Linked DNA regions of Homo sapiens: region 2 is linked to region 1. A link is a loop called in an ENCODE intact Hi-C map of the cell type or tissue named here. Cell type or tissue: Calu3. All regions are shown on one strand. Each heading gives the region's core, and the rest is flanking DNA. Links, peaks and the distances in the headings are about the cores only.

Evidence for each region. Peaks named below come from ENCODE experiments on the same cell type or tissue, not always from the same donor. Only the 100,000 strongest peaks of a DNase experiment are listed, where the experiment ranks them.
Region 2: a loop joins it to region 1, with 3 times the contacts of the local background. A loop is called at or near these places in 4 of 110 quality-filtered maps.

What each region holds. Positions count from the first base shown.
Region 1 is chr7:115,224,538-115,237,665 of GRCh38, forward strand. It overlaps LINC01392 (long intergenic non-protein coding RNA 1392), which reads right to left and starts at 6,818. Exons shown (of 5, transcript NR_126407.1): 1 at 6,646-6,818. RefSeq lists enhancers at 1,294-1,863, 1,864-2,432. In Calu3, for the core only: no CTCF peak of the experiment used is centred there; a DNase peak (open chromatin) is centred at 6,444.
Region 2 is chr7:115,089,414-115,102,541 of GRCh38, forward strand. The region is part of intron 1 of LINC01393 (long intergenic non-protein coding RNA 1393); the gene reads left to right. Among named protein-coding and RNA genes, the nearest start is that of LINC01393, 17 kb to the left of the region's middle. In Calu3, for the core only: no CTCF peak of the experiment used is centred there; no DNase peak of the experiment used is centred there.

The DNA.
Region 1 (13,128 bases), core at 3,509-8,508:
CTAAGTTGCTATTGTCAGCAGAATAAGAGCAGTTCAAAATATCAGAAAATGTACTGATACACAGTTATCAGTCCCCAAACCCCACCCAATCAAGAGATCTGGTGGATCTGTTTAATTTTCACCTCTCTAGTATCTACAGCCTATTTATTTAGACCTTCATGAGGGATTCAGAACAGATTCAAATTGCCTATGGAAAATGCTCTATTTCATTTAACACACATGCCCTGAAGACCCACTCTGTGAAAGACAATTGTAAGGATAAAAACAAGAGTAGGATGTAGACTCTGCTATCAAGAAATTTTTCATTTGATGAAAGAGATAGCCATGTATATAAAAAAAAAACAAAGAAAAATGTTGTGTTATAAAGGATAGAAGCAATGTTGTGCTGAATAGATATTAATTATAATCAGAGAAATTGGGAAGCAGCTTACATCCCTGGACCAGGAATATAATGTGGCATTTCAACCCCTGGGTGTAAGTGCTCAGCATGGAACAAACATCAAGAGTGTGAAAGGAAAGAGCACAGTACGATTGGAGCGTGGGCGATCATCTGGCAGGGCTGGAGCAGTTCACCCGGAGCGAAAGTAGAAAGACAGGTGCAGCCCTATCAAGTATCAGAGAAACTTGAATAGAATGTTACATGTAGACTGGAGAATATGAGGTGAGAGGCAGGCGTGGAGGGGTGAAAATGGTCTAATTGGGTTTTGTATATGTTCAGTTTGAAGTGTTAGCAGAATTTTAGGTTCTCTTTGTCTAAGAGACAGCTAGAGTGTTTAGAGCTGAGGGAGAAAGACAGAAACTGAAGACAGTTTGACTTGCAACACCATAAAAGTGGTAGTTTCAATCATCAGCATGAAAATGGTAGTTACAGTCATCAGCAGAAAGGTTGTAGTTGAAACTACGGAAGTGGACGAACTAACCCAACAACAAGGTGTAGATCAAGACCAGAAGAAGGTGAAGACAGATCCTTGGAGTATTCCTACCTTTAGGGCATAAATCTAGAAAGTAGGGTCCATGACAGACATCAAAAAGAAAAAAATAGGGAAGCAGGAAGAGAACCAGAAAAGCACATTATCATAGGCTCCAAGGGGGAGAAAAAGCCTCAAAGAAGAGCTGGTTGCTAAACAGGTGGTGAATTCTGTCCAAAGGCTAAGGGTGACAATATCAAAACAAAAACTCTGTAGTTGTGAGGTCGCTGAAGGTACTTGATGCTTTTTAATAGAGGTGTTGGTAGAGCTAGTAGATCGAGTAAAATTGTTAGCAGTTGGATAGTGCATTAAAAAAAGGGAACAGAGACCTCAGATTTAGAGGTGATAGAGTGGAAGGCTGCTGATGGATTTTCAGGGATATTAGTTCGAAGTGTCTCTTGAGAGATGTACAGTTTTAAGTGTGCTGACTCCCAAATATTTTCTTGGCTCAGGCTCTGCGGAGTGTCTTTGTGTCAGGTCCCTGGGGAGAGGATATAAACCAAAAGCACTTGATTGTCTTTGCTGAAGAATGATAAAGAAAGCTATAATCGCCTGTGTGTTAGCACAGGTGAGGTCAGCATCATACAGGGTGGGATTGCCAGAGACAGAAGCAGAAATTGCCATTTGAAATAAACAAGTGTTACAGCAGAAACTCAAAGTACTCCTTGTGTTCGCCTTTCTCCTCTACATCTAAGCCCGCTAGAGAAAGGAAGGGAACTTGTGGGTTTGAGGGACATAGTAATACAAATGGATAGAAACTTGAAAATCTTTTAAGATTGGCTACTGAATCTTTGATTTTCTTCCCTTAAGATTAGTATGGCTTTTGACAAACTTATTATCATCTTTGCAAAACAGGGAAATACATTTGACTTCTGTTAAGCCCAAGAAGGCCTTAACATTCCCCCCAGCTTGACTACACTTCAGACAAATTTCTTCCTGCCTATAAGCCCCTGATCACCCTTTTCTTAGAGTATTTACTTTAGAAAGCTTGTAGTTGCAAATTCCTTCTCTGTCCCTTTGAGATGTAAATCTTCTCTCAGCCTCTTGCCAGTTTTACTACCTAGGAACGTCTTTCTCAAAGACCTGGGAGCCATCCCTTTGAAATGGAATCATCAGGAAAGATAAGGTCCCTACCCCCATTCTCTGTAAGAGGGCAGGAAGCTAACTTTCCTAAGTGATAATTGCCAGTTAGCAAACTCAAATGGCCTAATCACATTGACAAACCTCCCCTCAATTCCCCCAAGGTACTTTCCTAAGACCTGGCTTCAATGCTTAAAAACCTTCCCATCTTGTTTCAATGGAGTTGAGTTTAGTCTCTTCAGTTGCAATATTCTTGACCCCTATTGCAACAATCTTGAGTAAAGCCTTCTTTCTTTGTTTAATTCTGGCTGTTGCAATTTTTATTTGATACTTTCAGAAAGCATATTTTATTATCATTGGAGCTTTGATTCTCATTCTTTATTTTTTTTTATATTTTTAATGTTTATTTTGGAACAATTTCAAGTTTACAGAAATATTGCAAGAATATTGCAAATAATCACTGTGTACTCTTTAGTCAGAAACACTAAAATTTAACATTTTACTATATTTGCTTTATCTCTCTCTTTTTATATATGCGCGCACACACACAAACACACACTTTTTTTTCTTTTTTAAAAAATTCTTTCGTACATGGCCCCTATCTTCCTAGGTTGGCTCAATCTAGAAAGACAAGAATGACGTGTTTTACTGCCAGGTGGATGGACTGGCCCAATAATTTGGAAGTATGGCTTAGTGGAATGGAAACTGAGAGACATATCCCAGCCAGCAAAACAGAGGCATTTCAGCCCTTCCCTGAAGCATGATATATAGAATACACAATAATTTAATGTTTTAAAATGTAAAATGTCTATTAGTAATTTCTGATATTAAGGGGATTATCATGCCTATCTCTGTATTGAGCTAGTTCAGAAAAGTAGATTTGGGTCCTGAGTGATGGAATCTGAGCTCTAGAACATCTACTTGATTTAGATTTAGCTGCCTCCCATATGTGCTAAAGGATAAGGCCATGTTTTAAAAAGAGTTATGAAATATTTATTGAAAAAAAATACAGCAAATGTGCAGAAGCTGCCTTTCCAAACAAAATAACTTGGTCATTTTATTTTTATCCCCAAACTGCCTAAACGCAGCAGCCAACATCATGGGCTAATGGTTGAAAATGAAGCTGTTCTTGAGTCATATGAGGCCAGAAATAAAAAATAAAGTAGAAAAAAAAAAACTTTTTGTATGGTTGAAATACTATCATTTAAAAACAGCCAAGATAACTTTTCAGCAATAAATATAGTTGCAAGACTATGTGCTAACTTTTGTATATCTCCATTTTTTACTAGACATTAATACATCCTACAAGGGGAAAAAGGTCTTTTAATGGAAATGCTGATATTGTCACGATATGATGTTAAAAGGAAAACCTTAAATTGAACAGAGTTTAATTGAGCAAAGAATGACTCACAAATCGGACAGCCTCCCGAGCCAGAGTAGGCTCAGAGAGACTCCAGTGCAGCCACAGGGTTAAAGATTTATGGACAGAAATAGGAAATCGATGCACAGAAAATGGAACTGAGGTACAGAAACAGTGGATTGGTTACAGCTCAGTATTTGCCTTATTTGAACATGGTTTGAACAGTTGGTCACCTTTAATTGGCCAAAATTCAGAGATTGACACAAGAATTGGTTAGTTGGTTTACATATCCAGTTAGGTATCAGTTCACTACATATGGAGAAACTTTTAGGCTGAACTTAAAATATGAAAGGAGGCAGCTTTAGGCTAACCTAGGGTTTTCTTTGTATGCCATATGATTCTGACCTGGCCTGTCATATCTTGAAAGTATTTAAAAATATTTTCAGCAAAGTGCTTATCCCACATCCTAATAGATTTGGATATTGAACTGAACAAACACCATCCCTATTTGCCACTTGAACTCCTCAGTATAGTGTTCTCATTTTATAAGATTCCTGATTTTCTAATGGCAAATTTCTGTGGGCTACACTTTCACTGGCTGCCATGGTACTAAATTTTATAATAAAAATAACTCCATGCTTTTATTTTTAGTGAAGAAGGTGATGTCCATATAATCCAAGTTCATATGGTACAGAGGAGAGAATTGAGTAAGAAATAAGAACGAAACCCATACAGCCCTTTCCTCTGATTCGATCATTAAGGCATCAAGGGAGACAGCTGAATGTGTTCTCTATATATACTCCTGAAGTATTATATGAGAACGACAGAACCTTTCACAAAAGTTTATGAAAGCAAATTTCACACTGAATTCTTTTATCATTTGAAGAGGAAGGTGTAACTTGAACATTCAAAAAAATCTACAGAGGCTGTGTTTGGGTTAAGAAAAAAAAAAAAAGAACACACTCCTGACAATCTTCTCACACCATGTTATTGAGCCCACATTTCTTCCTATTAAATGTACCCATGAGTTTTTGTAACCATTCACCCAAAAAGGTCACTTGGCATTTTAGCTCCTGAGATGGGGACACACTGGGTGGGTAATAATGGCCAGAGAAGTCAAAGGGATAAACTTAGAAGCCACTATCTCTACAACTTTAAAAACTCAAACCCTACCTCCTGTTGGGGCATAAAATTTTGAAAACCATTTGTAGACTTATCAGTGAGAGCCTGGGTATAAAAGAGGAATGATGCTTTGCAAAATCCCCCAAGACTGCCCGAGCCTTTTCATGGTAATGAAGAAATGTCAGTGGAAGTTGATGGGGCGTGTGTGCATGTGTATGGATGTGGGGGTGGATGGGGCGCGAGAGAGGGAAAGGCTGGCAGACTGAAATTTTACATCTCAAATGTCATTTGGAAATCACTTGCGTACTCCAAGCCCAAGTCCTAAACTCTTCTGCTATTAAAAATGGTCTGCAAACAGGTCAGTCTGCTGTAAAAAATTGATTTGACAACAGCATTTTTAAGTCTTTGACGGCTTGAAGTTGGCAGCATTTTCTTCCGCTCTGATGTGGTTTGAACAGAAGCATGTTTATCTGTTATTTATGTAACAGCCTGATGAAAAAATGGGGCATGTGCTTCCCTTCTATTTGTCTTCTGCATTAACCTCATTTTGAGGTCAGGTGAAAATGCTATAGGTACTGATTGCAGCACGTTATCAGCATTATTGCTTAATGTGCCATCAACCACAAGTGCAAGTGGGCTCAGGATCATCGCCGCGGTCTTCCCAGGAATCATTTATCTGGGGCTAACTCCGAAAAAATCATTTAGAATTGTGACATTTAAAAATAAAGATTAAAAGTTCTGAAAGGAGCAGAAGTCATCCACACAGGGCCCTCTTGGCACCATAAATCAAAGTTTGTTAGAGCTGCAAATTGGAAGAGCATAACACAGAGGTGCAACCCTTTGATGTGGTTATGCAACTCACTGGTCTCCACCACTTACTAGACCACTTCTATTTTTGAGTACTATTCTCACAACGTAGACTGTGATTTTTTGGCAAACAAGCACAAAATCCAGGGTTAAAAAAGATAAAATGTATCTAGCATAAAGCATCTTTTAAATGGAAATGCCAAGTTCTTTATAAATTTGAAAAATTTATTCATTACCCGGCTTCTAGGGGAGCCCCTTATTTCCATTTTTTTTGCTGGGGCTATCTGTTTCACCCCACTAGGCTTTCCAAATGGCTGTCCACAGATGCTGAGCCTTTGGTCACCTCCGAGTGGTGTTTGGAAAGAGTACTGGGGAACTGGGCTGCTTTTTGGCCTCCTTGCACACAATTCAAGTCAGAGCTTTTGATCTTAAGGTAATATAGAGCTTGGAAACAAAAAATCTGCATTTAGTTTGGAATATCTGAAAATGATAGTGGTTAGGAAAAAGGATGTTAGGCATGGTTTGTGTGCAGGCTATTATAGGTACTTCCTTTCCAAAAAGGTGATATTTAGTGCTACAAATTAGTTATCATATCAGTATTAGAAGCTTTGTTAGGAATTCCAAATAATACGCAATTGTGATTATACACAAGGTGTTTGCAAGCCCCATCTTGTAGGTATTATTAAGCCACAGAATATTTTATACATTTTAATAATTAATAGTCAAACACCTTGCTAAATACTACTCCTTTTGAGGAGAAGTAGTAGAGAAAGAATACAATTGGCTGTTTATATTTTTGTCTTATTCATAAAGAGAATAAAATTATGTAAAAGTATTTATAAGGAATTTATCATCCCAAATGCATTTTAATAGTTGTAGATAAATACTTCTGTTTTGAGAAGGCTTCAGAGCTGTAACAGAAAATGAAATAAAGGGCTCATGTGGAAAGAACTTTACAGCATGCTGCAACTTGATTGTTCACACTTCAAAGCAATTCTAAGAAAAACTGTAAATAAGGACTAGGCATAAAACTCTGCTGGCACCTGGGAATACTCAGCCCACTGCACAACAGAACAGAATCTGAATTCTGGCAAACAGCCAACCTCTGTGGATAAATCTGGAAAGGCTTAATGTACACTGAAGAACTGATGTACTCAGAAACTATGTGGGTGTACTTAGCTTCATGCCACTTAGAGAACTCATTGACTTCCCTGAATACAAAGTAGATCTGGTCATCATGTGTTACACCAGATTCTAGTACTGCTTGCAAGCCCATAATAAAACCCAGAGTTTATAGGAAGGACTCACCTTTCTCAAGAGATACTTCTCCTACTCTCTCTCCTTTTTAATGCTCATTTGGACTTATTAGACTCTCCAAAGCAGTTCTCATACACTTTAACAAGATGAAGATATACTAGGAAAGGTAATTGGGTGAGCATTACTAAGTGTGAGTCATAAATAGTGTAACAAAGGCTTTGAGTGAGTCATCTGCCTAAGTTACCATAGCTATACCCAACATAACACTGCCTTTCTCTTTGTTAAGTGGACAAACTACCATAACGTCTAACAGTATCAATAGCATGTTTTTTTGAATAGCTCATTTTTAAATATTCTCAGTTGTTTAAGTTTATGTCATATATTTTCCAGATTAAGGCTCTTTGGAACAGAAACCACTGTTATAAAGATAGGCAACAGATCACTTGCGTATTTTAAAACAAGAAATGCACAGACATTGTAGGGATTTGTTTTTTCATGATAGCCTGGTAATAAAAAAGTTTAATACAAAACCTTTCATCTTCAAAGGGATCTGAAAAACGTAATTATTCAACGCAATAGCAAATGTTAGATTTCTATTAAGTTAGCTGAATTTTCCAGTTTCTTTCCTTCCCTCAGCATACATTTTCCTATTGCTGGCTTCACCAGAAAAATAACAGCTTAAAATTTATCCCTAAGCTAAAACCCATTAAATGATTGACACAATCTTAGCTAACATGAAAAGTGACTTATATAAAACCTGGTTTGCTGTTTGGGGGCATATTCTGCTCTCAGCAAATGAATGCACATTTTTCTCCATTGATCAGTGGAAAGAAGTGAATATTCTTCAAACATGAAACTTTCTTATATAGCTAAATATCTTTTGTGCTACTATGAGTCATTCCTGAGCATGTCTTTTATTCCTTTGTGATTTTATCAAAGTTCAGATATTTTTAAAAGATCTTGGAATTTTCTAAATAGGGTTCACGTAATATATTCTCCAGCTATATACTTTTTTTTAAAAGGTATTAGAACGAATTCAGATCCTGACATACCATCTTGTGTTTCACATATGATCAGTCACCTTCTTAAGATGATAACAACTTTGACGTTGCAAATGAACACATTCCCATGTGCTTGAGGCCAAAAAGAGGCAGTCAGTGAAACTAAAAGGAATTGCCTGAATATGACTGTTATTTCTATTTGTTGCTAGGTTCTTATTGGAATCTGTGTTGGTAAATTAATTTGGGGTGCACATATCATAGGGTTGATATTCACTTTGTGTCACCAATATGGCTGTATTTCTTATTGAAATACTGAGAAATTTCTGTATAGATTAGTAGGTAGCTGTTGCTGCAGACCCTGCCAAATGTCTGTCTGTCTTTTCCTGCTGCTCTGGTCCCACACGGGGATTGTCGCTTCTTCTCCTTACTTCAGAAATTGTTAATATCTTTGCACGAGTTTTTTCTTGGGCTCTATTCCTGAGCCAAGACTAGCATCTATTCTGGTTGGTTGTTGTTTACGCTACACATATATTTTAAAAGTCACCTCAGCTTCTGTGTATGGGAAGTGATGGAGTCAGAGTGTCCTAATTGAATCCTGAGTTCTGCTACTCAGCAATGCATGATTTTGGGTGGGTTGTTTACCTGCTCTGTGTCCCAGTTACTTCCTATGTAAAATGGAAATAATAAAATGAATTAGCTCACAGGGATTTTGTGCACATTATATAATACATGTGAAGTACTTAGAATAGTGTCTTTCAGTAAATGTCCCATAGTGTTGTCGTCTTTGCTGCCTGGTGTAGGAATAGAACACAAATTTCTTGATTGTGAGCTTGAAATTTTTACACTAGATAATACCCCTCTGGCTCCAATAATGCTGGTGATATAATAAGGTACTAGACTACAGCAATCATTTGAGTGAGAAATGAAATCTATTTTCAATTTTCATTTATTTAAAAACATGGTTCACCTGAGAGTATTGCATGCTGATTTTCATTATTTACAAGGATGTTATGTAAATATAAAGACTAGAGTTATTACTTGCATGCTATGAGCCAAGTAAAATTTAAATGTGACTAAAGGAGAAAGCCAGGGACTACTTACTGCTACCTAGCACTGACCTTTCAGAAGGGCAACTTGAACAATTCTACCTGCAAAAAGTGCCTCATTAGCTGACCGTACAGCATCTCCACTGTCCAGGTAGAAACAGGATGGAGCAGTTGGTGAAGGGACCACATTGTTTTTGCTTTAATCTTATTGGTGACATTTGCATCTGTCAAAACTGTCCTTCCTCCCTGAGGACTGAAGCATTGTGGATCACAGTCCTTTTCAGTCAAACTGATCAGTTCATTTAAAAATTATCTCCTGTAGGACGGGCATGGTGGCTCATGCCTATAATCCCAGCACTTTGGGAGGCCAAGGCAGGTGTATCACCTGAGGTCAGGAGTTCAAGACCTGCCTGACCAACATGGAGAAACCTTGTTTCTGCTAAAAATACAAAATTAGCTGTGCGTGGTGGCACCTGCCTGTAATCCCAGCTACTCAGGGGGCTGAGGCAGGAGAATCAATCACTTGAACCCAGGAGGCGGAGGTTGCGGTGAGCCAAGATGGTGCCATTGCACTCTAGCCTGGGCAAAAAGAGCGAAACTCTGTCTCAACAGCAACAAAAAATTAGCTCTTGTATTCAGCATAATTGTCAAACCCTGTCACTTCCGGTGTGTGTATGTGTGTTGTGTGTGTTGGGGGCGCTCAGGGGATTGTTGAGAGGATAAGGGGAAGAGGATGAAAGGGAGATGCCAGTTAATCTTATTAAATGGGTTTTCTTTCTGCTGTGAATTAAATATCACCTTCCTTTTGTCTCTACTTTCTGTGGAGAGGGCATGGAGGGAATTAGCCACAGGAGTAATTGATTATTCTGTTGACACCTACTACACTGCCAGATGTCACAGGCTGTGATGCACCCCTTCATTAATGGGCTGTGGATCATAAAAATAATTTAAATTGGATGGTGTAAAAATAAACTGGATGGTTAAAACGGGCTTGGTGTCAGTCATACAAGCAGCCACACTATACATTTTGTGCCTGAAGAAAAGACAGAATAGGCAAATTGCTGTTGGTCACATTTTGAAACATTGTTGAAACAGAAAATGTATTTATTTATTTAGTTTTTAGGAATAGCTAAATTCAAACTCTATTCCTAAGTTAGCTGGGTGTAACATTTACTTACTCATTTTTATAAATGAATGTCATGAGAAAAATTGCCTACATAGTGAGTTTTAATTATTAAAGGAGAAAAGTGAATGATGTGTGGATACTCCACGGTTGGAACTCTCAGCTAATATTTTTCTTACCTCTGATTCATGAAGGTCCATGTACAGCAATGGGTGCAATATGCTTTAAATGAGAAAATGTGTAGTGGACTTTTATTTTTCCTCATCAGGGGCCACATGATAACTTCAGAACTAGGACTGGATTAAAACCTTCAGTGGCGAAAGCAATAAAAACCATTATGGAGATTTCTGTCTCCACCTTCCCATATGCAATTAAAAAAAATTAAATTGCAAAATATGTGTAAGAAGGTTGAATGACATTTTGTTTTTCCGCCATGTTGTAGTTCTTTTGCTGGAAATATCAAATAATAAAGCATTCCTATTTGTCTTATTTTTTGTGCCCCTGTGTTTCTGAAACATTAGTCTCTTCATCAGATGATTCAGGATTTTCATTTGTAAAAGTACAAATTTTTTTTACTTCATTTTATTTTACTGCGCTTGTAACAACCACACTTAGACTTTACTTCTGATTCACAAACCTTATGTGATGCAGATTCATTTAAAAGTGGTGAGCCCTAACCATACTTTTGTTTATACTTTGTCTTACTCTCTTTCCAAACAGATACAATATGCTGCCTAGCAGCCAGGGTCTTCCCTGATTAAAACTCCTGAATAGTTTCCCATTGTAATGGTTATGATGCTAACAGCAATATTTATACATCATTTGCTATTTGTCAGGTTCCATTTAAGTGCTTCTGATATATTAACTGATTCGATACAGAAAATGAATCTACAAGGTACTATTATCTGATTTACAGATGTGAAAATTAGGAAACAGGAGTTGAATAACTAAAGTAAAATCACACAGATACCAAAATGGCAGAGTCAGCATTTGAACTCAGATTTCAGTTTTAAACTATATGTAAAATAAGACTTACGTTTTAAATTTTTTAATAGAAGAGAATGAAAATAATAATACTTGAACACTGAATCTCTCTCCATATTTTAATGTTCTTTTTTCTACCAGTTTTGTATTTTTTTGTATATCTTATCTATATTTAAAAATCAGATTTATATCTAAGTATTGAAAATTTTAAATTTTCAAGTTCCAATTGTTCTTTGCCAGCCTTTCATATATGAAATTTATATTCTGAGACCTAGTCATACTCAGTTATTGGTTCCAGGAGTTTTTGGTTATTGTTGATTTTGGAATTTTTACCATAGATAATCCTGCCATCTGTGAATAGACACAGTCCTATTTCTTCCTTTCCAATCTATAAACTTATGTTTATTTTTCTTGCTTTATTGCACTAGCTAGAATTTCAACTACAGTGTTGAATAGGACTAATGAGCAAGGACATAGTTGCCTTGTTCCTGATCTGAGGGAGAACATGTCTAGTTTCTTACCATTAAATATAGTGTTAATTGTAGGTTATCGGTGGGTGTTATATTGAGGAAGTTTCCAACATTCTTTGTTAGCTGAGGGTTTTTATCCTGAATAGTGTTTTATTTTGTCAAATCCTTTTTCTGTGTCAACTGATGTGATCATATGAATTTTTCTCTTTCATCTATTGATATGATGCATTACATGATTGATTTTCTAATGCTGAACTAGCCTTGAATACCTGGAATAAACCCCACTTGGTGTATAAGTATTTTGATTGGTACCTTGTTATCCCAAGGGGATTGATTCCAGGACTACTTTTGGCTACCAAAAGCCATGCATATCCAAGTCCACAGTCAGACCTGTGGAACTGCTGATATAAAAAGTTGGCCCTTCGTATTTGTGAGTTTTGAATGCCTCAAATACTCTATTTTCCATCCACCTTTGATTGTGGTTGTGGAACCCATGAATACGTAGGGACAACTGTATTTACTGCAAAAATCCTCATGTAAGTGAATCCATGCAGTTCAAACCCATGTTGTTCGGTGGTCAACAATACTCTTTTTGAAGAGTCATTCTTGAGGTAATTCAAAAAGGTAGAAATTTATTGTTAAGCACAGGAAGGAGGCCTATTTTAGTGAGTCTCTGCTAATCTTGGAGGGGTGACATTTATGAAGCATTGGTGACAGCCATAGCTCTTATGGAGCTGACATGGTTCCACCAGATGATGTAAGGTCTCTGCTGCTTTCTTTAGAAATCTGAACTTCAAATCACTGTCAAATTATACAATATGAAATTATACAAGTTTCAGAGAAATTTATAATCCTTTACCTCTTAGTTACATATGACAATGTATTCCAAAAATTATTCTCAGGGTAAAGGAGATAATGTTCAAGAAAAACAAAATCTCCCAGATTTTGGGAGTTTTACCTGTAAGAACATAGTAAAACCTAGAGAGAAGACATCAAATATAATATAGATAATACAGATTCCAGTGACAGTTATAGTGGAGAAAGCCTGGTACTACTCACTGTTTTTCTTTTTCTTTTTCTTTTTTTTTTTTTGTAGGAGGAATAATCACGAAATAACGTGAGACAAGGTGCCTCCCTGAGTCAAGCAGTGACCTGGTCTTACTGAGCTTTTGGGCTGAGCAGATATAGATATTTTCTCTCACTCTTACCTCCTCTATGTCCATCTATGCCTACCAGACAGGGGAGATTTTGAATTGATATCCACTACTATGCTTACACACAAGTGTCTGTAGACAAATGGAAAATTCACCAACTAACCTCCCTAACAGGAAAACGTTACCCCTAAGCTATTAAAAGCTTATAATTTATAAAGCTGCACCAGTTATTCTTGTGATTTTTTAAAATGTATCTATATCCAGATAGAATATAGCTGTGGGTAGATTCAACAACTATGTAGTGATAGTGTGTGAATAAACACTCCACCTAGGCTGTACTTATGTATGTGCTTATGTATGTGTATTTACCGAAACAGTACTTTTACTGCTTATTGGTGGTTACGTACATAAAACATATTGTATTAGCAGCAGGTCACTTTGTGTATATGGCTGTAATATAAAAAATAAAGATGATACATTCAATTTAGAGCTCACATTAAAATATTACCAAGCTTGCACATAAAAATAAAATTTTCAAACAAAATACAAAAACAATATTGCTCATGTAAGTTACCTCTATTTTGATATTACGCCCTCAGCCTTACACACAATGTCAGTATCTCAGTAACTTTATGCATTAGGCATTATTTTATAATTATTGGCCTCAGAACCAAGGTACTATTTAAAATATCCTGAGTGAATCATATATATTAATTATTTTTAACACAGAGGCAGATGCAAATTGAGATAGTTAAT
Region 2 (13,128 bases), core at 5,153-10,152, 130 kb before region 1:
GATTTATTTCTGTATGTGTGTGCTGGTATGTCACCCAGAAATGGAATCGATTTATTGTGTTATCTAAAATTGGCTTTAAAAATAAAGCTTCTTTGTATTTTCATAAATTAAGATTGTAAGCTAGGTGTTCTGAAATGTCCCTTCTTCATAGTCATCTTTATGTCATCATATTATAACAGTGGTTCTCAATCTTAGTTGCACACTAGAAACTCTTAGAGATTCTAGTGGAAAAATCCCAATCCCAGGCCACACCCCAAGCCAATTATAATGAAATTACTGGGGATGGGACTCAGACAACAGTATTTTTTAAAACTCCCCAGGTGATTTCCAAATAAAGCCAAGGGTGAGTGAAATGCTTTACACAATCATCATCATTTTCCAACAACAGCAACACATAATTTTATTTGATGTTTAATTTTGGAAGGTAGATGACACACCAGGAAAATTTCTTAAAATGAATATCTGCTTCGTTGCTCCTTGCAGTCTAGAATTTTAGCATTCACTTCTTCCTTTATTCAATAATAAACATATTCGGTAAATATTGATCAAAGGCTAGATGCTGTGCAGAATGCTAAAGATACAGAGGTAAACAAACTAGAAATAACTCTGACCTCACAGAATTTCAGTGTAGCAGAATAGAAAAAAAACAGAGGGTGTCATCAGCTAGTTTTCAACATTTGTGATCCAAGATGCATATTTTAAAATTTCCAAGCTATATTTCTGATATTGTTTAAAAACCACCCACCATCACCAACAACCAAAAAGTCTCCTTCTGTCTAATACATTAAATATATTCGTACCTCCTGATGAAATTCTTCAGAAAAGAAGGGAAGGTATAATATACCATATTCAATGTAGCAACAATCATGGACAAAAAATGAATGAAACCCCAAATCCTTTGTTAGCTGACTGTATACAGTTCTATATCCTTCAACATATTATCAGTGGACATTTAGAGATGATAAAATAGTTATTTCAGCTAAAAAATATACTAGATTGATTGTAAAACAGAGATGCACAGAACATAGCTGAATTAGCAAGTATGTTAAAAGAACTTATAGTAAACATAAAGTTTTTTTTATTTAGAATTATAATAAAATCATTCTTTTTTTTTTTTTTTTTTTTTTTTTTGAGACAGAGTCTCACCCTGTCACCCAGGCTGGAGTGCAGTGGCGTGATCTCGGCTCACTGCAATCTCCGCCTCCCAGGTTCAAGCAATTCTCCTGCCTCAGCCTCCCGAGTAGCTGGGATTACAAGTGCATGCCGATACGCCCAGCTAATTTTTTGTTTCTTTAGTAGAGACGGGGTTTCACCATGTTGGCCAGGCTGGTCTTGAACTCCTGACTTCCTGATCCACCCACCTCGGCTTCCCAAAATGCTGGGATTACAGGCGTGAGCCACTGCATCCGGCCTCTGGCTGAATTTTTAAAGAAGTTTTATTATGTTTCCTGGTCAAATATCATTAGCATATAATAAAGGTATCATGTGGCATACATCTATGTCAAAATTACTGTGGGCTTTGGGGTTCCCTCACTGGGACTAATACATAGTTGAGCTAATTAGTCTTCTATTGTTCTTTTAACAGCAAGGCCAATGAGATATTCTTACTTAGAATGGTAACATAAGAATTTTTTCTCCAGTGGTAATATTTCATAGGAGGTAGTTTTTGAACATGATATTTTAAATCGAGGTATCTTTTAATATAGTTAATTTGTAGGTAATTATAGGGCTATCTATATACATGACATACTATGAATGCTAGAACATTAATGAAAAATTATAACAAATTTCTAGTCCCTTCCTTGAGCATTATCATGCTAAAAAAAACTATAACAATTTTGATGGTTATGGCTGATGCCCTTTTGACTGTTACAATTTTAAAAATAACGTTAGTCAGCTGGAAAGCATATGTTAAAAAGGAATAGCTCAAGTGAAACAAATTCTTTTTGCTTTTGTCTCCAAGTGAACTGCACTGTGAACGGACACAAAATGTGTACGCATTGCCTGAGAGAATTGCAGTATGAGATAAGGTGTATCTGTCGAGTAACTGAAAACCTTTTTCTACTAGCAGAAATATTAAAAAATTGGAAAAACCTGTTAGTTTTTTTTAAATAAAAGTGAAACAAGTCATTTGGTTGTTTTTTTTTTTTAAAGTTTCTTTGTAGGAATATACATTTTTCATGTCAGTTGTCCTGAGGCTGGAAGGTAAATATGGTATGTGAAATGAAGTGCAACTAAAGCACTTTTTGAAGAAAAATTCAAATTTGAGAAATGAAGTTATCGTTTTTATCTTATTTGAGAAATGAAGTTACTGTTTTTATCTTATCTATCAAAATTCTTAATTACAGAATGAGAGGGTTTATGGCTTCCCTCTAGCATTACTTTTCAATGAAGCTGTTTACACTGCTTTTCAATGAAGCTATTCTAACATTATTTAGTAACCCCTCTTCCACGTTCTCCCCTTAGCTCAAAAGATTCTACTCTGTATTTTATAGATATATATGTGTGTATATACATAAGTATAAATATTAGACAAGAGCATATTAGACACACACACATATATATACATATATACATATATACACATATATATATATGAACTCCGCCTCCTGGGTTCAATGTGTATATATATACACACATATATATAAACACACACATATATTTTATATATATATACATATATATATATGAGTAGAGACAGTTCACTGATTTCGATTTGTTAAGAAATGTTTTCATGCAATTGAGACATCAAAATATCTGTATATAATGCCAGCTTTCACTAAAGGTCACATTGTACAGTCAAATTCTGAGAGGAAATGCACAGAATAACTTCATATATTCTCTGGTTCACACAGTGGAATTTTGCTAGCTAGATTTTATATTCCTTAGGTATAAACATCTTTGATAAAAATTGTTTTTGTTTTTAGTAAAAAATGGTGTTGTCCAGGAACTTAGGGCATGTTACTTAATTTGATGATCATTAAAATATGAATAACTATCTGGAAAAAATGAATTTTGAGTATCTTGATTTAAAAAAACCCTTAAAAACAGTGCAGTAAAGTCATTCTCTTTGTTTGAAGTTGGTAATGATGTTCTGGTTTGGGTGCTTTAAATTTTTAATACTGATCTCCAACACCTGACAGATAAATTTAATGTACCTTTCTCAATTATCTCTCTGTTCACTATTCATTTTCCTGTTCCCCTTGGCCATGTTTTCCTCTCTACTTTTCTTCCATCCTTTTTCCCCCCTAACTACCTAAATAAAGACAAAGTTAAAACTGGCTAGGAAAAACTAGATTTCTATTTCATATTTTTCTGTAAGAGACATATACTTTCCAAGTAATAAATTATCTTTACTGTCTTTTTTTCTTTTTCTTTTTCTTTTTTTTTTTTTTTTTTTTTGAGACGGAGTCTGGCTCTGTTTCCCAGGCTGGAGTGCAGTGGCATGATCTTGGCTCACTGCAACCTCTGCCTCCCGGGTTCAAGCGATTCTCCTGCCTCAGCCGTCAGATTAGCTGGGACTACCGGCATGTGCCACCACGCCCGGCTAATTTTTTGTATTTTTAGTACGGACGGGGTTTCATCGGGTTAGCCAGGATGGCCTCAATCTCCTGACCTCGTGATCCACTGCCTCAGCCTTCCAAAGTGCTGGGATTACAGGCATAAGCCACCGCGCCTGGCCAGTGTCTTAAATCCAGAGAACTGACCCATTTATGTTTGAGGATGAAGTGCACATATATAGGTTTGTTTTGCTCCGTTGGAATATTGAAAAAATAACAAACTATAATTTCTTTAGATCATAAGTACATGATTCAAATGATTACATGTGTGATGGTATAAAACTTAATTTGTAAAATTCACTTTCTAGCCACTAGAAAACTAACTCAGAACAGTTTTCCCATTCTTGGTAGATTAGTTCCACTGCTATTTTTGTGCAAGATGACATACAATCAGTAAAGAGAAAAAATTATGTAATTTTTTGACTTATATTTCTCCAAATGGTAGTCACTTATTACCATTATATATTCAAATATTTTAATAGAGCACATATTGTAGTTTATCTAGTTCCTTGAATTCTAAAGCATGACTTGTATAATCACAGGTGATATGTTAATGCGAATTTTTTATTCATTTTTGCAAGAAGGCAGCCAGGACCACAAAATAATTTTATAGTTTGTCTTGATACCTCTTATTAGCTATCTTTATTTCATCAAAATCAGCCCACTCCTTCAAAATAAAATATAAACAGAAAATGTGACATGTCAAATATTAGACATTCCAGCAGAGAATGAATCCTTTTTAATTTAACAAGGAATTAAACAATGTCAACTAATAAATTAGAGTTCACCTTTCATTAAAAATAAATCAGCTAGAATAATTTGACAAATTGCATACTGATAATTATAAGTTATATGTTAACGTAGGTACAGAGATAAAACTTACTATCTCTAAAGCATTCATGCAAATCTCGAAAGTTGCTCTCATATCTGGCCATCAGCACTCAATATCAACTTCCCACTAGACTCCTACTAAAAAACTCCCACTATAAAAACATGAGCTCAGTTGCCAAAAAGTGACAAAAACACTTGCAATAACATCCGATCAGTGCTCTAATGCAATAATCCACAGAAATTCATAATGATAAGGCACACTGTATCATGTAAATTGTATTAATCACTCCAGATTGCCATGGCACTCCCTTTTCTCTACCTTTTTGACTCCACCTGAAGCAGCCAACAACTCATCGGCCTTGAGAGTGGCAGGCCCTCTCTCTAGGCCACTTCTTTGCAACCAGGCTGACCAGTCTTATATACCTAGACTTTTGGTCTCCCCTGACACTCCTGGACCCAACTAAAATACGTACTACAGGTCATAGGATTTGGCATCCTGAACAGCTACCAAAGGATCCAGATGACGCAACCTGGAAGTGTGATAGGGGTAACTCACTCATGAGTAAACTGTGTCCCCTGGGAAGCAAGAGTCAAGAAAAAGCATACAAATAAATTCCACCTTCTTCCTGTATCACATGCACTGCTCCAAGAATGTTTCTTCATACAGTTCTCCTGATAGTTTCAGAATGTCTAGCAGAGATACCTGCGGAGGGACCTGTGGAGGGACTCCTGTGTGAAGTGGTAGTTGACGCTGCAATGCATCACTTTGCAGTTTTGTATTCTTCTTCACCTAACTTTTTTATGCCTCACTTTAGCTGTCCTGGGTTGATACAGTCTAAATAGTCCTTGCCTCAAGCTCTAATTTTTTGGGAATCTGGTATCAAACACACATGAATCTGGATTGAGAAAAACACAATCATTCACTCCTAATTAGATACTCCTGTCTTCATATAATAAAGCATTTAAAAAAAAAACAGGTACACCTACATCCAGATTCAAATTTTCAGAAAATGTATTCACTGGAAAAATAGGCAAACACTCTGCTTACATGGCAAGTAGGCAGAATTAGTATCCACTTTGACTATACATCTTCCTGAGAGAGAGAGGAAGAGAGAGAGCAAAGCCACGAAGATGCCTGGGCAGAAGTGGCAGTGGGTAAGAGGGTGAGAAGTGCTGTCAGCAGCACATGATATTGAAGATGAATAATCAACATAAGTAAACCTGTAAAGATGTAAGAGAAAACATGAATAACTCTGAAGGAAGAGCATGTTGGAAATTCTAAGTTTTCATGTACACCTTATTTTCAGAATGACAGAAACCAGAGAGTATGAACACTAAAAGATTTCATCTCACAAGACAATTTATTTGAAAGTTCTTGGAAACAAACTTATACTGGGAACTGAGCACACAAATTTGATCCTGAGGTGTAGCTTGAAGAAAGATATTTGCCACAGAAGAAGAAAATAAGACACAAAACAATTCACACCATATCTGATAGGAGACATTGTATTTGAATATAGGACACCATTTTAGGAGATCTCTTAAAAGAAAGAAATCCCAGTAACGTGAACTGAAGAAAGAGATAATGAGAATGGCATTTGAAGACTTACATGCAGAAAATACTTCTAAAAATTATCTAATGAATGGTCGAGAAGAAAATTTCAAAAAAAATTCAGCATCTGCAATAGGTTACAAGGAACCATGGCATTTATGAACAGCAGTTATAGGACTCATGAAGGAAAACCTGAATAATATTAAAAGGCAACAGGATTAGAGTGAAAGATAAGATGCGATAAGGAAGAATTGAAAGAAATTAAAAGGTAATAGCAGTTCTGAGCAGAAGTGATGTTGCAGAAAAACGAATCCATGATGTAAAGAATATATTTGAATAGCTCTCCTAGTCATCAAAGGGAAGGAAAAATATATATGATAATAAGAAATAATATATATCTAAGAACAAAACTGGAAAGCCAATATATTGATAATTCTACATCTAAAGAAGAAATTGGAACAAATGAGAAAGATGCACTATTCAATCATAAAAAATGAGAGCAAATATCCCAGCCAAAGGCAGACCATGATACAGATCGAAATAGGGTCACTATTCCAAACCAAGCAAATGAAGATATACCCAGACTGAGCTTAATGTTCTATGTATTAAGAATAAAAATAATTCAATTATAACTCGAGGAGAACAGATTACCTGCAACATAACAAAACAGTATAGCATCCAAACTCTCCTCTACAACATTAAATTCCTGAGTATTATGAAATAATATCTAAGAAATTTTGAGCATAAAAACAATTATAACACAGGACTTTTGTAAAAAAATAAGTTGTCATTTATTAACAAAGGCAAAAGAATAACATTCTTAGATTCCAAAGCCACAAAAAAATAAAAAAAAAATATGGCACTGAAATTATGTCGATTCACTCCAATTGACCAAGAGATGAATAAAAATTAAAAGCTTTAAAATAATGAAGACATGGTGTATCAATTGTTAAGCTTATTTCTTATCCCTAAACCCAACTTTGTGTAATCTGCTTTGTGATTCTGGGGCTGGTACAATGCAAATTACATGTCTTCTTTGCCAAGTGGCTCTCCCTGGCCAAGAATACCAATAGGAGGTGCCAGAGGAGGCTGGGAGGCAGAACACAGAGAAATAACTTGCTTCTTTCTGTTTCCATATTGTTCCTGTCAGCACCTCTAGGAAACATTTCTTCACCTCAGAAAGCAGAGTTGTTTCCAGTTGCCAGCTTCTTTCCACATTCTCAGATCAGCCTCATTGTGCTACCTAGAAAGCCCTTCTTAAATGTCTGAATCCAAGACTTGCGGGGGATTCCTCCTCTGAGCAAATGGAGCATTAGTAGCAGTCAGAGATGCCATCTTCTCAGAGCTCTGCAGGTGCAGATATTAGCAACATTTATCTTTTGTTTTCCTGGCTTAAGGTTGGTTGTTGTTTCCTGCAGTTACTAACTTGTGGTGGCTCAGTGTTTTCCTTTGCTTATTTAGTCCTCCAGTGCCTAACTGCTTTTCCTATGTTAAATTCTCTTAGTTAAAATAACTAGTATTGTTTCCAAGTTTCTGATTGAACTCTGACTAATATAATACATGGGATCATGTTAGAAAGGGATTAGTTTATCGTATCTTTGATCTTGAATTTGTGCTGAAAGTGCCTCAGTCAAGACCATCAAACCTCACCCCACCTTGCCAATGAGGAGGCCTCTGAGTGGTGGTCCCTGGGAGAGGAATGCAGACACCCACATGAGCATAGGGAGCCAGAAGCCTTGACTAAAACTTCCTCCAAAAAATTAATGCACAGGCTTTCTACTGAGCCCAGTGTGTGAGGGGCAGTATCCCCCAGAAGGGCTGTAGTACAGAGCCTTTGTAAATATCAATGGTTGGGCTTGAAAGATGCACACACACAGGATTTTGGCTTAGAGCCGGACTTCTGAGAGAGCCGTCCTGATCCTCCTGAGAGAGATGAGGGGGCCATTTGGTCTCAGATTGCTTACATTGTCCTCCTTCTATCTTGGCTGAGGCAGAGATTTGTTCCTCATTAGAATACACACTTATTTTGGATATGCATTTTTTTTCCTTGCCCACAAAGTTTCTACAAACACTATTATCCACAGGCTTATGAATGCCTTATTATTTACCATGATACAAGCAACATTGATCCTGGTCAGGGAACTCATTTCATAGCAAAATACATGTGGCAATGACTCATGTATATGGAATTCACCTAGTAATTACCATAAGCTTCTTCACGCAAAAGCAACTGACTAGTTTAATAAAATGGTCTCCCAAAGACTAAATTATGGCACAAATGGGATGGTAGCAACCTGATTTTGTGAGAGATTGATCTTAGAGTATACAGCATATACTTAGAAACAAACACCATTTGGGCTGCTGTTCTCAAGGAATAACATGGGGATCCAGGAATCAAGGGAAGTGAACATGGAAGTGGAGTTTCCCCTTGTTAAACCTTCAAACACACTTGTGGAGTTTTTGCTTCCAGTTTCCCAGTTTTGAGCTCTGCTAATTTAGAGATGTTAGCTTCAAATGGCAAAACACCGTCTAGGAAGGGACACGGCAATGGCATTGACTAGAAGTTGAAATTAGTAATAAGCACTAGAAGCAATTAAAGATCAAAATGATTAGATTATAAATCTGGGTTTAAAACTAAATGTAACACAGTAATTACTCTTTAATGAAAATTAATGTTATTTGAAAATATGTTATACCTGTAATCAGTACCAGAAATATTAGTAATATCATCAAAGTTTGAGTGGTGTGTATGTGTGGGGAGTTACTGGGAAGAGAGTAAAATTTTCCTAATTAAAGAAGAAAGACCCAAACATATTTTTGATGATGACAATCAAATAAATACATTTTAAGATGCTTTTGAGAATTCTTATATATTTGGAATGATTAAAATTAGGACGCATTCTCTAAAGATTGAAGAAAATTTAGAAAAATAAAAGGGAATACAAGCCTCATATAAAACAAGAGAAATTATGAGCAACAAATAACTTTAAAAATTGAGAATATAAATGATTAACATAAGCAAAGGTATAGTCTCTTAAATTATAAAAGAAATTGGATTGGACTTACCACAGAGATTATAAGATGAAATTTTAAAAATTCAATTCAATTACATGTTGTTCTTGACACATGTTAAAACCTACACACAAATTCAAAGTAACTTAATACTCAAAATCAACAAGGCAAGCATAATCAACAACAGAACATGAGTTGATATTATGTTAAAAGTACAATATGTTAAATGGAACAAAAAAGTCACTTTATCTTTTGAATAAAGTAATTCAAAATTAAGACATGACTATCATTAATCATAAATACCAAGAAAATAATATATTTAATATTAATATAGCTAAATTATTTTATATATTAGATATGACATATTCATTACATGAATAGCTACATATATATTCATATATAAAACATTTAGACATATGCGGAAAATTAAGTACTGGAAGTAATACATCTTTCAATTTTTTTCAAAGAACCAGACTTTGGCTTTGTTGATCCCCTTTGGGGCATTTATTTTCTATTTTTTTAAAAAATTATTTTCTTATATATATTATCTCTTTCATTTAGGTTTAGTTTGACCTTATGTATGTGGGTCATCAGGTGGCTTCTTATTCATTTTTAGTGTGTGTTTGTTGTTTTAGAGATACATTTAATGCCATTGTTTCTCTTTATGTATATCTTTCACTGTATCTTCCCAAGTTATGAATGTTATAGTTTTGCCTGGCTTTCAGATTGTATAATTTTTTTTGCTCTAGCTTCAAGTTTACTGATTCTGCCTTCTGTCGTCTCTAATCTGTCGTTAAGCCTGTCAGAATTTTTAAAAATTTCATTTATTGTTTCCACTTTCATTTGGTTCTTTTTTTCCATTTATGTGCTCAGATTCCCTATCTGTTCACTCAAAATGACCATATTTTCCTTTACATATTTAAAATTACTTGTAACAACTTCTTTAAATTATTTCCTGCTAAATCCAACATCTGAACCTTTTCAGAGTCAGTTATTGACTGTTTTTGTTTCTTGAATGTGGGCCACATTTTCCTGTTTGCATGTACACTGATATTTATTATATACCAGATGTTAGGGTAATGCATTGTTGTGATTCTAGATTCTGCTAGCCACCTCTAAAGAACATTGATTTTTGTTCTTGCAGGCAGGCCAATAACTGGCTGATCGCAGTGAACATGTGTCTGTTTTTATGCTTTTTTATGGTAGTTCTGTGAAAATCCCAACTTGCTTCTTAAGCCCCTCTAAATTGGAAGGATCTGAGCTCCCAAGTACTACATCCCCTGAACTTATTTAAAGAATTTTTGGCTTTTGTTATTCAGGCTTTGTTAGAGCATGTCTAGAATAGGTCTACTCTAGGGTGTGATCTTTAGTCCTCAGGTTGCGGCCTTTCTGATTTTCAGCTAGATGTCTGTGTTGGAATTGGGCTGAAACTCTACTTCCCAGCACTGTTTGATCTCTAGTATTTCTGTTTCTCTCTCAGACCTATAGTTGCTACTCATTGTTAAGCCTTGTATAGTCTGGTTCCATGCATGTGCAAACCAGTCCTCAGCCAAAGATTCATAGAGAATTCCTAAATGAGCTTCTGCCTTTCCCACTCCCAATCCCTGTGTAGCTCCCATCTTTTCAGTTTCCTGCCCAACAGATTCCAGTCACTTGGGTGGCCTCAAACGTGTATCTCTTCTTTCCACATCTGAGGAGGACCACCATGCTCCACTTGAACTCAAGCTCCCTAGACTGGGAACTAGGCAATTATCTCTAGGCAGAGAGCTAGAACAAACATGTGAGTCACCTTGTGAGTTTCCCTTCTTTCAGAGATTATGCTCTTGTGCTGCCTACTGCCCAATGCTTAAAAGAGTTGCATTACATATTTTTCCAGTTTTATAATTGCTTTTGGTGGCAGAATTTGTTTAGTACCAGTTCCTCTGTTATGGTTGAAGCAGATAATTACCGAAAGTAATTTGTATTTTCTTTTCCTTGCTTATTGGAATTTTCTTATTGAATATGTATAATATTGATAGCTATATGTTTTAAATTACTTCAAAAGAAAATGTTATTCAAGTCAGAAGAAGAAAATAGAATTCCTATTAAGTTTCACAGAGATTAAAGAACACACCTGGCTGTAAGCTTTCTTTCTAATATCATAGCCTTCTTAGGATGTGTTTTTATTATTTATCTTCAAATTTTTCAAAATGAGGAAAGAACTTGAAAGATGATTAAAAAGTAAAAAAAATTGGAAATGCACAAGGAATATAAATCCTGGAAAAAAATACACTGATACTTAATCAGTAGCTTTTATATTCAATTTATTTTTCTAACTCCCTGACTTCTACATTATAAATTTTAAGAATTTTGTACATAGTGTGAAAATATACTCTAACACACTAATAGGGCTAATGATTTCTAAGACGATATATATATCATGTATTGAGTACTTGCCCTATATCAGGCCCTGTGCTATATATACTATATATACATGGTTTTATTTAATCCTCATTACAACTGCCAAATATAGGCAAATTTATACCTATTTTGTTCCCACAAGGAAACAACCTTAGAGCAGTGAAGGAAGCTGATAAAAGTTCTTTCCTTTGGTAAAGTAAGTATGTCCTTCTGGGCCAACATGAGAATTAATGTCTCTGTGTGCACCTGTACAATAAGACCTTCAATGTACTCTTCATGTAGTCCTAGTATGCGGTGTTTATCTGCATATTCCAAATATTACTTATTAATACCTATGAATTCCACATATTACTTAATAATACTTATGAATGTTTCATTATATTTATACTTATCAAAAGTGCATATGGGCTAAAATTGTTTGAGGGACTGCTCTAAAACTTAGGTTTTAAAGCAGTAATGACATTCATTATTTTATCTCTTTATCCTCAATGTACTTTGCAAGTGGCTTTGATTATTTTCTTTAGTACAAGCTATGTGGTATGAGTATATCTCAGGATGAAGAACATGTTTTGGATTCTAAACTACACTATAAACAGAATCACTAGTCTTCAGAAGCAAATTTGTTGTCCAAACTATGTGGTTAAATATCCCCATATGTGCAAATGCTGACAATTGTTTGATCCAGGGAGAGTTGAAAGGGAGCTTCAGAGATGATTATAAAGAGAAACCTGAATGAACAAAACCATCTTACTCAGTGGAAACCATCCAGTTCCCAGATGAGAAGTCATTAAAATTTCTGCTGACTTTCACTGGCAGAATGAAAAAAGGATTAGAAAAGATGATATTAAACATTTTTAGAGCATATATTAATTGGATATATTCTCATAACTCTGTGACATACTACTATGACCAACCCTGTTTTACTGATGATCTAACTGAGAATTAATGGTTACATAATGTACCTGGGGTTAGTTACATCTCCTACATTGTAGGAGATTGAGCTAAGAGCAGGGACCAGGTAGACTGATACTCAAGGTTATACTCTTGACCACTACACTGTACTGCTTTGAAACTGATTAAATACAGGAAACAGTACTTTAGAGAATTTATGTCTTCTTAGTCATTTGTTTATATATCAATATAAATAAATTCTTACTTAATGTTGTTGGCCACTCTGGTTATAAGATTTCCAACTTTTGGTGAATGTTTTCTTAGGTAATTATTTGCTAAGCCCCTTTTCCCCATTGGTACCCTGCCCTTATTTCTAGCCTCATTTCTTACTACACTGTCCTACTTTGAGCCCTCTGAGAGCTTCATGGAGCCTGTTCTCCAAAAAGCTGAGAGAGGGATTCTATTTAGCCTGATTTGTTCCTGCTGTAAAAGTGTTTTAGGTTTGAAAACTTTCAATTATGTCATGAATGGGGAAACCTCTCTTAGGACCAGAAGGGGAAAAAAATACAGTGATTTTAATTTTTTACCCCTTAACACAGAAAGAAAGAGTAAGATTATTTTTCAATTAAAGGCTCTATCTTGGCCTAAGGATTTAAGATATTCAATCTCTAAAGAATTTGGCTTCCCAGGAGTGGGAATGTTAAATTTAAGCTATAGAATTGACTTGAATTAAAGCAAATTAGTAAAATGCGTAATTTTACTGGATTTGTGGAGTTTGCTTTGGTAGAGATTTAGATATATATGATTGCATATTTTTTTTCTTTTTTCTTTTTCAGACTACAGTCATGTAATCAGTCCTATTATATTAACTGGGTATGCATT